Regions from separate parts of the Homo sapiens genome. Here region 1 is linked to region 2. The links are chromatin contacts, found by Hi-C or POLR2A ChIA-PET in ENCODE. All regions are on one chromosome and are shown on one strand. The core of a region is the stretch at or near the end of the contact, and the rest is flanking DNA. Distances in the headings are between cores, read along the strand shown. Region 1 has its middle 3.5 kb from the start of PER1. Region 2 overlaps GUCY2D (guanylate cyclase 2D, retinal).

Region 1 (4,709 bases), core at 1,683-4,182, 140 kb after region 2:
CTGGGAATTCTGATTCTCTAAAAGAGATGAGTAGTCCTAGAAAGAGAACAGGGGCACGATTTGCAGGCAATAAAATGTTAGTCTGGGCTCAGGAGAGCTGCAGTTACACAGCCCCCTCCATCCAGGACCGTGATGAGTAGTTCCTCGCAGGGCTCCCTGGAAACGTGGGTAGTAGATGAACAGGCCTCCAAGCAGCTGCTGACATAATCATTGTGGGGGCACTCCCCTCACTGTCACGTGGCCTAAGCTTTCCTGAACAATGAGGGAAGGGTGAAGGGGAGGGCTCTGTGGAAAAGCTGAGACAAGATCGTGTTATAAATTAACCCAGAAAAATCGAAACAGGAAAACAAAAGATTCAGGAGCCTGGAGGCCGGGCGCGGTGGCCTGTAATCCCAGCACTTTGGGAGGCCCAGGCAGGCGGATCACCTGAGGTAGCGAGTTCGAGACCAGCCTGACCAACATGGAGAAACCCCGTCTCTATTAAAAAAAAAAAAAAAGATTCAGGAGCTTGGATTCTCAGTCTCCTCTCCCTGAAAATGATCCTCTCCACCCCAACTCATACTGTGGCTTTGGCCTTATCTCGTTTGCAGATACCTCTTCCCTGGAAACATGGTTTTTCTCCCCCTTCAGGGATTTAGGTGTGATCTCCCCTAACCCAGGCAGTCCTTGATCTCCCGCCTCCATCTCCCTGTCTTTTGCATAGACAAAAGGCTCCAGCCCTCCAGCAGCCCCCGCTTGCTCCCAAGACTCTTGTTGTCCTGCTTCACCGTCCCCACAGTAACCAGGCCCTGCTGCCGTCAATGGAGGCGAGGGGGCGGGAGACAGCAGTGACGTCAAAGCGGAAGAAGGGGGCGGGGCGAAGCTGCCTCGGAATGTGGGGCAGGGAGGCTGGAGAGACTGGAGAGGCAGCGGTTTGGGAGGCGGCCAGCCCGAGAGGGCGGCGGCCAGCGCACTTGGGAACATCATGTTCTCTTGGCTGGTGGCCCAGGACATGCACCCAGCCTGGGCGCCTCCCCCAACAAAACGACAGCCGTCCTGTCCCAAAGCCAGGGATTCCTGGAGAGAGGATTAGTAGGAAGGGGGCCCCCTCCCCACACCTCCCCCCACCACGCCTGGCTCTCTTTTCAGGACTCCCATCTGCCCGCTCCTCAGCTTGTTCCTGCAGCTCTGGCTTTTCCTCTCTCCCAAACTGTACACATCTGCTGGCCTGGTACCAAAGACCCAGGGCGGAGAAGTTGGAGGTCCTGTCTCTGGGAGAGAACACGACGCACCTTTGCTACCTTCCAGAAGCCCCTTCAGAGCCTGAATCTCTTATTATGACAGCGGGCGGGGGGAAAGGGAGAGGGGCGCGGACAGGGAGGAGAAGGGGCCTAGGATGAAAAAATCAAACTGGGACAGAGCAAGTGGCCCAGTCTAGGGCCTGGATCCTGGGAGAGGGCTAGAAGGGAGGAATGAGGGAATTTGGACTGCTGCCTGAAGACCAAAAGAGCCAGGAAGAGAGAAATGGGACGCCATCAAAACTTGCAGAAAAACTTGAGAATATGAGACTAGTTCCCAGCCACAGCATTCACATAAATCTCTCACCATAACCCAGGCATTATGCTAAGCACTTTATATTATCTTATTTCATCCCCAGAACAACCCCGTGAGATAGGTATTATTATCCCCATTCCATGGGGGATAACTAAGGCACGGAAGTTACTAAACTTGTCCAGTGCCTCATAACATGGTCTCAAGCTCTTAACAAATGGAGCCCAGGATTCAAAAATCTGAACTCTAATAATGGCTTGTCATTCTGGTTTCTTACCCTTGAGGAACCTGTGAGGTGTTAACCAACCTGTAAGCTGCATTCCAGCACTGGCAAACCTGGCCTCTCAAATATCCAGCCAATTCTAAGTTTGGTGCCAGGAACACAGACTCCATCCAACCCCTTTCTCTGCCTTAGGCCTGATCCGAAGCCACTGTTTGCACTCCCCACACACTTAACATCATAGCCCGTTTTCCCAGGCTCACAAAGTGCTTGAGATCACCCAAGCAGCCACCAGCCCCAATGATTTCCTACGAAGCCCACTTCCTCACTTTTCTACTTTACCTCAGGCCAACTTTACCAGACGCCTGGCCTGGTTGTTTGTACAGACAGATACCAAAACACCCTGTTGGTGCCTCCCCACCTCTAGGGGCTCAGGAAGACGTGCACAGCCAATCTGCCCAAACCCCAACCCTATCCTCTCAGGACTCAATAGTTGCTACCCCACGTCTATTCTCAAGGACGACTCTGAGGCCTAAACCCTTCCGCTTAACATGAGAAAGACGCCCGGAGCCGTAATGTGACTAGCTCTGGGTCTCACAAATTAAAACACCATCCTTTCTCATATCAGCATGCCAACCCTTTGGTACCCTCCGACTTGCCCTACCAGGGCCTCCCTCCGGCCTCCGAACCTCTGCCTCTTTCAAGTGTTTAAGGAGACCACCCAAACACCCTGGGAGCAGGGGCTCCTTCAGTCCCGACCTGAGAGGGAGCTCCCTCAGGTCGCAGAGGGCTTCCGAGCCCTTCCCCCCGGGCAGTCAAGTGTCCAGGGACTCCACGGGGGCGAGGGATCTGATGTCACTAACTCCCACCCCGTCCCTCTAGACCTGAGTTCACGGTCCCTATTCTCCACAACCATCAGAGCTCCCACCGCAGTTATCACGTATTTGCATGATCCCACACACACACACTCTAACACCTTCCTAACCGACCACACCACCCCGGAAAAGTCCACACCGATCGCCCCGCATCTCTCCCCCATCCCCGAGCACTCACCGCTCGGCGCGCACGCACACTCCAAATTTCTTCTAGGACTTCTAGCATTACACTGGCTCCTCCAAACCCGCCCACGGGCCGGGCTGCCACGCCCCCCACGCTTATTGGCTTAGGGGCGCCGACCCATGCCCCGTGCCGCGTGCAGCCGCCGGCCCCCGCACAGCCTCCATTGGCACCTCCGGCCGCCATCGTCTTCTCATTGGTCAGCAGGCCAACGGGGGCGGGAGAGATACACGTGAGAGAGGGGCCGCCCCAACGCGGGGATTGGAAGCCTGACCGGAAGCCACGCCCTCGACACTTCTGAGGTTCTTATTGGCTGGGGAAATAACCCCCGACCTGCCAAGATTGGTGACGTAAATGCCAGTCCCGCTCTCCAAGCTTTCTCATAGGCTGAGAGGTCTTGGAGCTGTAGGGTACACGTGCCGGCGGTCTCACGCGGCAACTTGTTTACCCAGAAGCTGGGGATTTTCCTTGACGACACTCTTAACCACGGCTGCTAAATCTGCGCAGGCGCAGCCGTGAGCGGTGGCAGCGTATAAGGCGCACTTTGTACAGAGACCCGGGCGTGACTAGGGCGCCTCTGGCGCTGGGGTTCCGGCCCTGGGTCCCACCGAGGCTCCCTGAAGCTGGAAGGTGAGAGTATTAGGGTGAAGCGGTCTTCAGATCTCAGCACGGTGTCTTGGTGACGATGAAAATAAGAGAGCCTCTTCCTGATTGTTTTCTGCGGGCCAGGCCAGGCGCTTCTCACAAACTCTGAGGAGGCCAGCTCACATACTCCCCCCGCCTCACAAATGAGACCGAGATGCAGGGGGGTTACGTAATCTGTTCGCCTGTAACACGCTAGTCAGTAACAAGGCGAAAACTTGAACCCAAGTCCCCGACACCATAAAGCAGGCGGGTCCTGGGGCCCATGGGAACTCTTAAACCTGGAAGGAATTTGAGTTGGCAGTGCGAAATCCTGAGCACTGCCTGGCATATAGTAAGACTTCAATCAAGTTGGACATTCTGGTAATGATTGTGTACCTAATTATAAGAATCACGGTGGCTCACGCCTGTAACCCCAGTACTTTGGCAGGCTGAGGTGGGTGGATCACTTGAGGTCACGAGTTTGAGACCAGCCTGGCCAACATGGTAAAACCCTGTCTCTTCTAAAAAAAAAAAAAAAAAAAAAAAAAAACGACGGCCGGGCGCGGTGGCTAACGCCTGTATTCCCAGCACTTTGGGAGGCTGAGGCGGGCTGATCACGAGGTCAGGAGATCAAGACCATCCTGGCTAACACGGTGAAACCCCGTCTCTACTAAAAATACAAAAAATTAGCCGGGCGAGGTGGCGGGCGCCTGTAGTTCCAGCTACTGCAGGAGAATGGCGTGAACCCGGGAGGCGGGACTTGCAGTGAGCCGAGATCGCACCACTGCACTCCAGCCTGGGCGACAGAGCAAGACTCTGTCTCAAAAAAAAAAAAAAAAATCCCTACAAAAATTAGCCGGGCATGGTGGTGGGTACCTGTAATCCCAGCTACTCAGGAGGCTGAGGCACAAGGATTGCTTAAACCCAGGAGGCGGAGGTTGCGTGAGCCGAGATTGCACCAAGGCACTCCAGCCTGGGTGACAGAGTGAGACTGTCTCAAAGCAAAAAAAGGCCGCGCGCGGTGGCGATTCTCCTGCCTCAGCCTCCCAAGTAGCTGGGATTACAGGCGCATGCCACCACGCCTAGTTTTTTGTATTTTTAGTAGAGGTGAGGTTTCACCATGTTGGCAAGGCTGGTCTCGAACTCCTGACCTCAAATGATCTGCCTGCCTCAGCCTCCCAAAGTGATAAGATTACAGGCGTGAGCCACCACACTCTACCTAAAATATACTCTCATTTGTTCAACATCGTGTTAAGTGGATTTTTTTTTTTTGAGACAG
Region 2 (5,175 bases), core at 1-2,500:
CTGTAGAGGAGGCAACTCATGGAGCGGGGAGTGGGGCTTACCTTGAAGAGGATGCACTTAACAAGGCTTATTTGGGGGGCTGGTGGAGATAATGGGTGCGAAGATCCCCCGAGGCCCTACCTAGGTGCAGCCCAGGGCCGGCCCTGCTAGCCCCGCCGACCCCCAGCATCTCCACAGGTCCATGCGTGGCAGGCGTGGTGGGCCTCACCATGCCGCGGTACTGCCTGTTTGGGGACACGGTCAACACCGCCTCGCGCATGGAGTCCACCGGGCTGCGTGAGTGTGACGGGGACAAGACGGGGAGGTGGGAGGGGGACACGGGAGGTGAGTCCCGAGCTCACGGCGTCCCCCACCGCCACAGCTTACCGCATCCACGTGAACTTGAGCACTGTGGGGATTCTCCGTGCTCTGGACTCGGGCTACCAGGTGGAGCTGCGAGGCCGCACGGAGCTGAAGGTGAGGCAGGGCCCCAACCCCTCCCGGAGGCCCCGCCCTGTCCTGAGGCACCGCCCATCCCGGGCCGCGGCTGCAAACCTCAGCTCACCCTTCTGACCTGGTCTCCCAGTTCCACGCAGACTCGAGATCCCCCACCCCTCACCCCAGTCCGCCTAAGTCCTTCCCTCTCCCATGTCTCCCCAGGGCAAGGGCGCCGAGGACACTTTCTGGCTAGTGGGCAGACGCGGCTTCAACAAGCCCATCCCCAAACCGCCTGACCTGCAACCGGGGTGAGGGGCCGGCCTCCGCGGCAGGGCGAGGGACGAGGGACCCCTGCCTCCTGCTCTGTGTCTGACCCCCCGCGCGCGAGGCAGCGATGACGTGGGCCCTGCCCTCCCACGCCCCATTCCCCTTCCCTGAGGCCACCGCCCCCTCCTTGCAGGTCCAGCAACCACGGCATCAGCCTGCAGGAGATCCCACCCGAGCGGCGACGGAAGCTGGAGAAGGCGCGGCCGGGCCAGTTCTCTTGAGAAGTGAGGCCCGGCCCCGGACAGGTACTGCCCCCTCAGCCCCAACCCCAGCTGCCGCGTCCCCTCTGCTGCCTGCAGAACGTCCCACCCAAGCCAGGTGTCCCGATCCCTTTCTGACTTAGAGAGCCCAGGCTGGTTCCTAAACCCCGGGGCTTCCCCTGGGAGGGAAGCAGCCATTGCAGGAATTTTGGTTCAGTAGATCTGGAGTGGTTTGGAAATCCAGGCTTAGGAAACTCCGTAATCGGGGCCTTCTGTGGCCCCTCCCCTGGCCCTATCTCATCCCCAGTGCATAAACCTGGCTTCCGCAGAAGCCTCACAGGCTGTGCACTGCACAAGAGACAACTCTAGGGGGCAGCAGTCACCAGAGAACAATGTGAAAGCAGAAGCCGTGCCCACTCCCCTCCTGCAAGAAACTGACCCGTGACCCGCTCCTTCCTAGGTGAACCCCCATGACCCCTTTCCTCGACTCCCCTCTGAGATACCCCTCTTTTCTTCAGGATTGTTCTGGAAGGTCCTTTTCCTGAAAGTTGCTGCTATAGGTGACTGGAAGTCTGTCTAATGCTGGTGGACTCTGCCCAGCTCTGCCTCAAAGGATTTTGGGCCTTTTACAAGAGCTGGTTGCAAAACCAGCCATGTGACCTTGGGAAAGTGTCACGCATGCTCTGCTGTGATCCCTTCAGTGGCAAAATGGGGGGTGGCCTAAGTGGTTCCCAAGGCCCCTGTGCACCTGACAGCTGGGTGGCTTGTGGCCCTCACCCCCAGGAGCCCTGAGTCCAGCAGGGGATGTGAGGGTCAGGGATTCTCCGCTTCCCAGTGTCTCTCAGGGACCCAGGAAGGAGGATCTGGGATTGATGCCCGACCCCAGAGGAAGTGGAGTTCTGTTCCACCAGAGCAGGGTTTGTCACATGGCCTGAGGGGGCAAGGGCTCCTGTTTAGCCTCAAGCTTCATTCCTATCTCCATCTCCCACCAGTCAGAAACTGGCTGCTTCTCCTGTGGGTATAATCAGGGAACTTGCCCAAGTGCAGAGAAAAGCTTGCTTCAATGCTTTGAGGAAAGGAAATTGTGCCACACCTTGACTGACCAGAACATCCAAAGAGCGGCATTCTCTGTTTAACTAGGAGCTGCTGAGCAAGCAGTTGGACAGAAAATCCTCTCTGCTTAGAATTTTTTCTTTTTTTTTGAGTCTCACTTTGTCACCCAGGCTGGAGTGCAGTGCAGTGACACAATCTCGACTCATTGCAACCTCCTCCTCTCAGGTTCAAGTGATTCTCCTACCTCAGCCTGCCGAGTAGCTGGGATTACAGGCACCCGCCACCACGCCCGGGTAATTTTTTTGTGTGATTTTAGTAGAGATGGGGTTTCAGCATGTTGCCCAGGGTGGTCTTGAACTGACATCAAGTGATCTGCCCACCTTGGCCTCCCAAAGTGCTGGGATTACAGGTGTGAGACACCGCGCCTGACCTTTGCAGCAATTATCAATGCCCTGTCCTGGCAAGTCCCCAGTTGAAGTTGCCTTTGTGAAACTCTGACCTTCCAGAGCCTGGGCCTTGGCACATTTGACTCTTGGTGTCTGTCACCATTGCTACAGACCCTGGAAGAAGTTTGCAGCAGGCTAGGAAACCACCTAGGCTGCCACCAGAGGTAGTGAGTGTCCAGTCCCTGGAGGTGTGAAGGCAGAACTGGAGACATCATTGACCAGGGATACGACAGTGAGAGGGAATTCCGGAACTGAACCTTCACTACACCAAGTGTGGTTGGTGGGCCAGGGTCGGCACTGCCTGTGAGCTCATTAGAAATGAAGGATCTCAGGGCCCCACCCCAGACCTGCTGAGTCTGGATCTGCATTTTAACAAGTTCCTACAAAATATTGACACGCTCATTAAAGTTTCTGAATCATAGAACTAAATCACCCTAAGATCTTTAAATCTTAGAATCTCTAAGATCTCATAAAGCCAGGCTACAAACTAGCCACCAAATTTCTTTTGTTTGGCCTATAGAGTGTTTTGTTTTGAGCTAACATTTAAAAATCAACAGCTTCCACATTTTAAAAATGTATAGCAGATTTCCCCCTTCTCTTGAAATCAGAAGCCCCACATGGTGCTTGTGTCACCACTTAACCACATTCTGCTGCAGCTAAACAGCAACAGTCCCCTTTATCCAGATGTCGCCACTCCCCACAGACTCCGAGACACCAAGATTTTTTGAACATTCCTTTATATTCCTGCCTGGTGCCTGTAGACATTGAGCTTAGGACTCCTTAGCAGGTATTAGGATTACAGGGGCTCCTGGACGGGACTTTGCCTTCTTTTTTTTTTTTTTAAACTGATTCATGACTTCCACAAGCTTAGTGGTATTCCCCTCCTTCCTAAAGGTGAAGGAAGAATGTATCAAACATCGAGAATCCAGCACTTGTAAGTTCTGGTTACCGAAGGTGATGTTGCTACAGAGAGCAATTTAGTGCAATTTTAAAAACATTTTAAATTGAATTTAAATACGATGAATTAAAGATTAAAAACAAAACAAAACCCGGGCATGCACACACACACATTTTTAAAAGTTATTTACATTCTTGAAGATTTTCCTTAAGATTTTCTCTGTACTTAGGTCCCAGGGATTGAAGCGCAGATTCACATCTCTGGCCTTGGACCTGACTGTGTGGATAGAGCTCTCAGCCTCCTGTCTCTTCCCTCCCGTACCCGACCCTGCAGCCCTTCCCCTTCCTTCCCTCTCTCCCTGCCTGCAAGGGCCTGGAGTAGTTAATGGTGTGTGATTTCGGCTGCCTCAAGGAAGAGTCCAGGATTAGGTGCAGAGGGATTAGCTGGGACAGGCTTAGGCAGGGCTCCTCCCGGAAGCAGAGGCGGATGAGCCAGAGGGCAGACCCAGTTTAAGGTAGAAGTGGAGTGGGCAGGGCTGAGCCAGTTCCTTCCCACCTTCACTCAGCCTCCTTCCCAGGCTGGCCTCAAGCTCAAGTGACCAGATGTGATAGAAGAGCCCTGACCCCTCCCCAGCTAGAAGAACTTGGGGAACCCCCACCCCAGAGTTCACAGATCTAGTGGGAGAAGAGAAGGCAAAAGATGAAGCCTCAGCCTCCTCTCTGTGCCTCAGCCTCTCCTTTCTCTGTTCCTGCCTCCCTTTCTGCTCTATTCTCCTGTCTTTGTGTCCCCACAGTCCCCTTTCTGCCTGGCAGTCTCTGTCTGCCTTTCTCTGCAGTTTCCACCATTTCTCTGGAAATCTTATTTCCTGGACCCAGTCGGTTATCCAGTCTCAGGGCTCTGCTGACTCAAGTCCTCCCCACCCTGTTCCTGTGGCCTGGGCAACTCCCAGCGCATGAGAGCACCGGGGCCTGGCTTGGTCACTGGGCATCCCCCACCTTCAGATGTGTTTACACTACCTCTGCCAGCTGGCCTGCGCCAGGAGCCCACACTTGCGGTTGTCCTTGCCTTGGAGATGGCTCTGTAGCTGGCAGAGCAGTGATGGCCAAAGCAGGGACCTCTCATAGCTGCTGCTTCAATCCCACGGCAGAGACTCTACAGCGTGTCCCGGGGCTCACCTGGCGCCTTTTTTTTTTTTTTTTTTTTTTTTGTGCTTCTCCTTAGGGTCTGGGCCCTGCTCCCTGTCCCATCTGCAGTGGACCCCAGGCACCCCCCTTTGAGGAGGTGGGGTGAACTGCTCCTTGGCAGGGATTTGTGACACTGCATTGCTGGGCTGTGTTCCTCGGGCTCTTCTGGACCTTGCACCGTGGATACCAGGCCATGTGCCATGGTATTTGGGTCCTGGGAGGGTGGGTGAAATAAAGGCATGCTGTCTTCCATGTTGTGGTGTGTGCTGCTTTTAGCCAGGAGAGTAGTCTCGACACCCCCATCTCTGGAACGCTCAGCCCTGCCATTTCCAGGGAGGGTTTCAGATAGGGTTGAACCTTAGAGATGGCCTGAAGAGGGGAAGTGGCCGGGGCCAACAGCTCCCAGGAACTCCTCTGCTCAGAGAACCAGTTGGGGAAGTCTCGGGCCTCTCAGGCTGCTGGAAAAGACCAGGGTCTCTGACGCTTTTAAGGTGGGTGATGTGGCTTCATCCCTTGATTGTATGCAGGAGGGAAGAAGGAAGAGAAGGACAGAGCTTGTCTATGCCATGACTCCATGACCCATGGACCATAACCTACAAACATGGGAGCCAGAGTCCAAGACTGAAGGAACAGGGCCCCCAGATGGGAAA

The links. A loop is a pair of places that touch in the nucleus more often than their neighbours do. ChIA-PET counts read pairs that join two places held with the same protein, here RNA polymerase II (POLR2A). Pooled maps may share reads with other maps.
Region 1: a loop to region 2 is called in a pooled map, with 2.7 times the contacts of the local background. The contact joins two enhancer-like sites. A Hi-C loop is called at or near these places in 1 of 50 pooled maps. POLR2A ChIA-PET finds 5 or more read pairs at or near these places in 5 of 52 experiments (H1, HEK293, MCF 10A and 2 more).

The regions. Positions count from the first base shown.
Region 1 is chr17:8,153,504-8,158,212 of GRCh38, forward strand. No RefSeq gene overlaps it. Among named protein-coding and RNA genes, the nearest start is that of PER1, 3.5 kb to the left of the region's middle. RefSeq lists enhancers at 774-1,554, 806-945, 3,533-3,592 and a silencer at 2,773-3,032. Within about 2 kb of position 2,933, at least 32 of the 41 ENCODE cell types and tissues checked have a DNase peak (open chromatin) inside an H3K27ac peak, as active enhancers do.
Region 2 is chr17:8,015,566-8,020,740 of GRCh38, forward strand. It overlaps GUCY2D (guanylate cyclase 2D, retinal), which reads left to right. Exons shown (of 20, transcript NM_000180.4): 16 at 178-276; 17 at 362-456; 18 at 640-725; 19 at 878-989; 20 at 4,563-4,777. The coding sequence ends at 965. Among named protein-coding and RNA genes, the nearest start is that of GUCY2D, 16 kb to the left of the region's middle. RefSeq lists a silencer at 1,170-1,350. Within about 2 kb of position 1,251, at least 11 of the 41 ENCODE cell types and tissues checked have a DNase peak (open chromatin) inside an H3K27ac peak, as active enhancers do.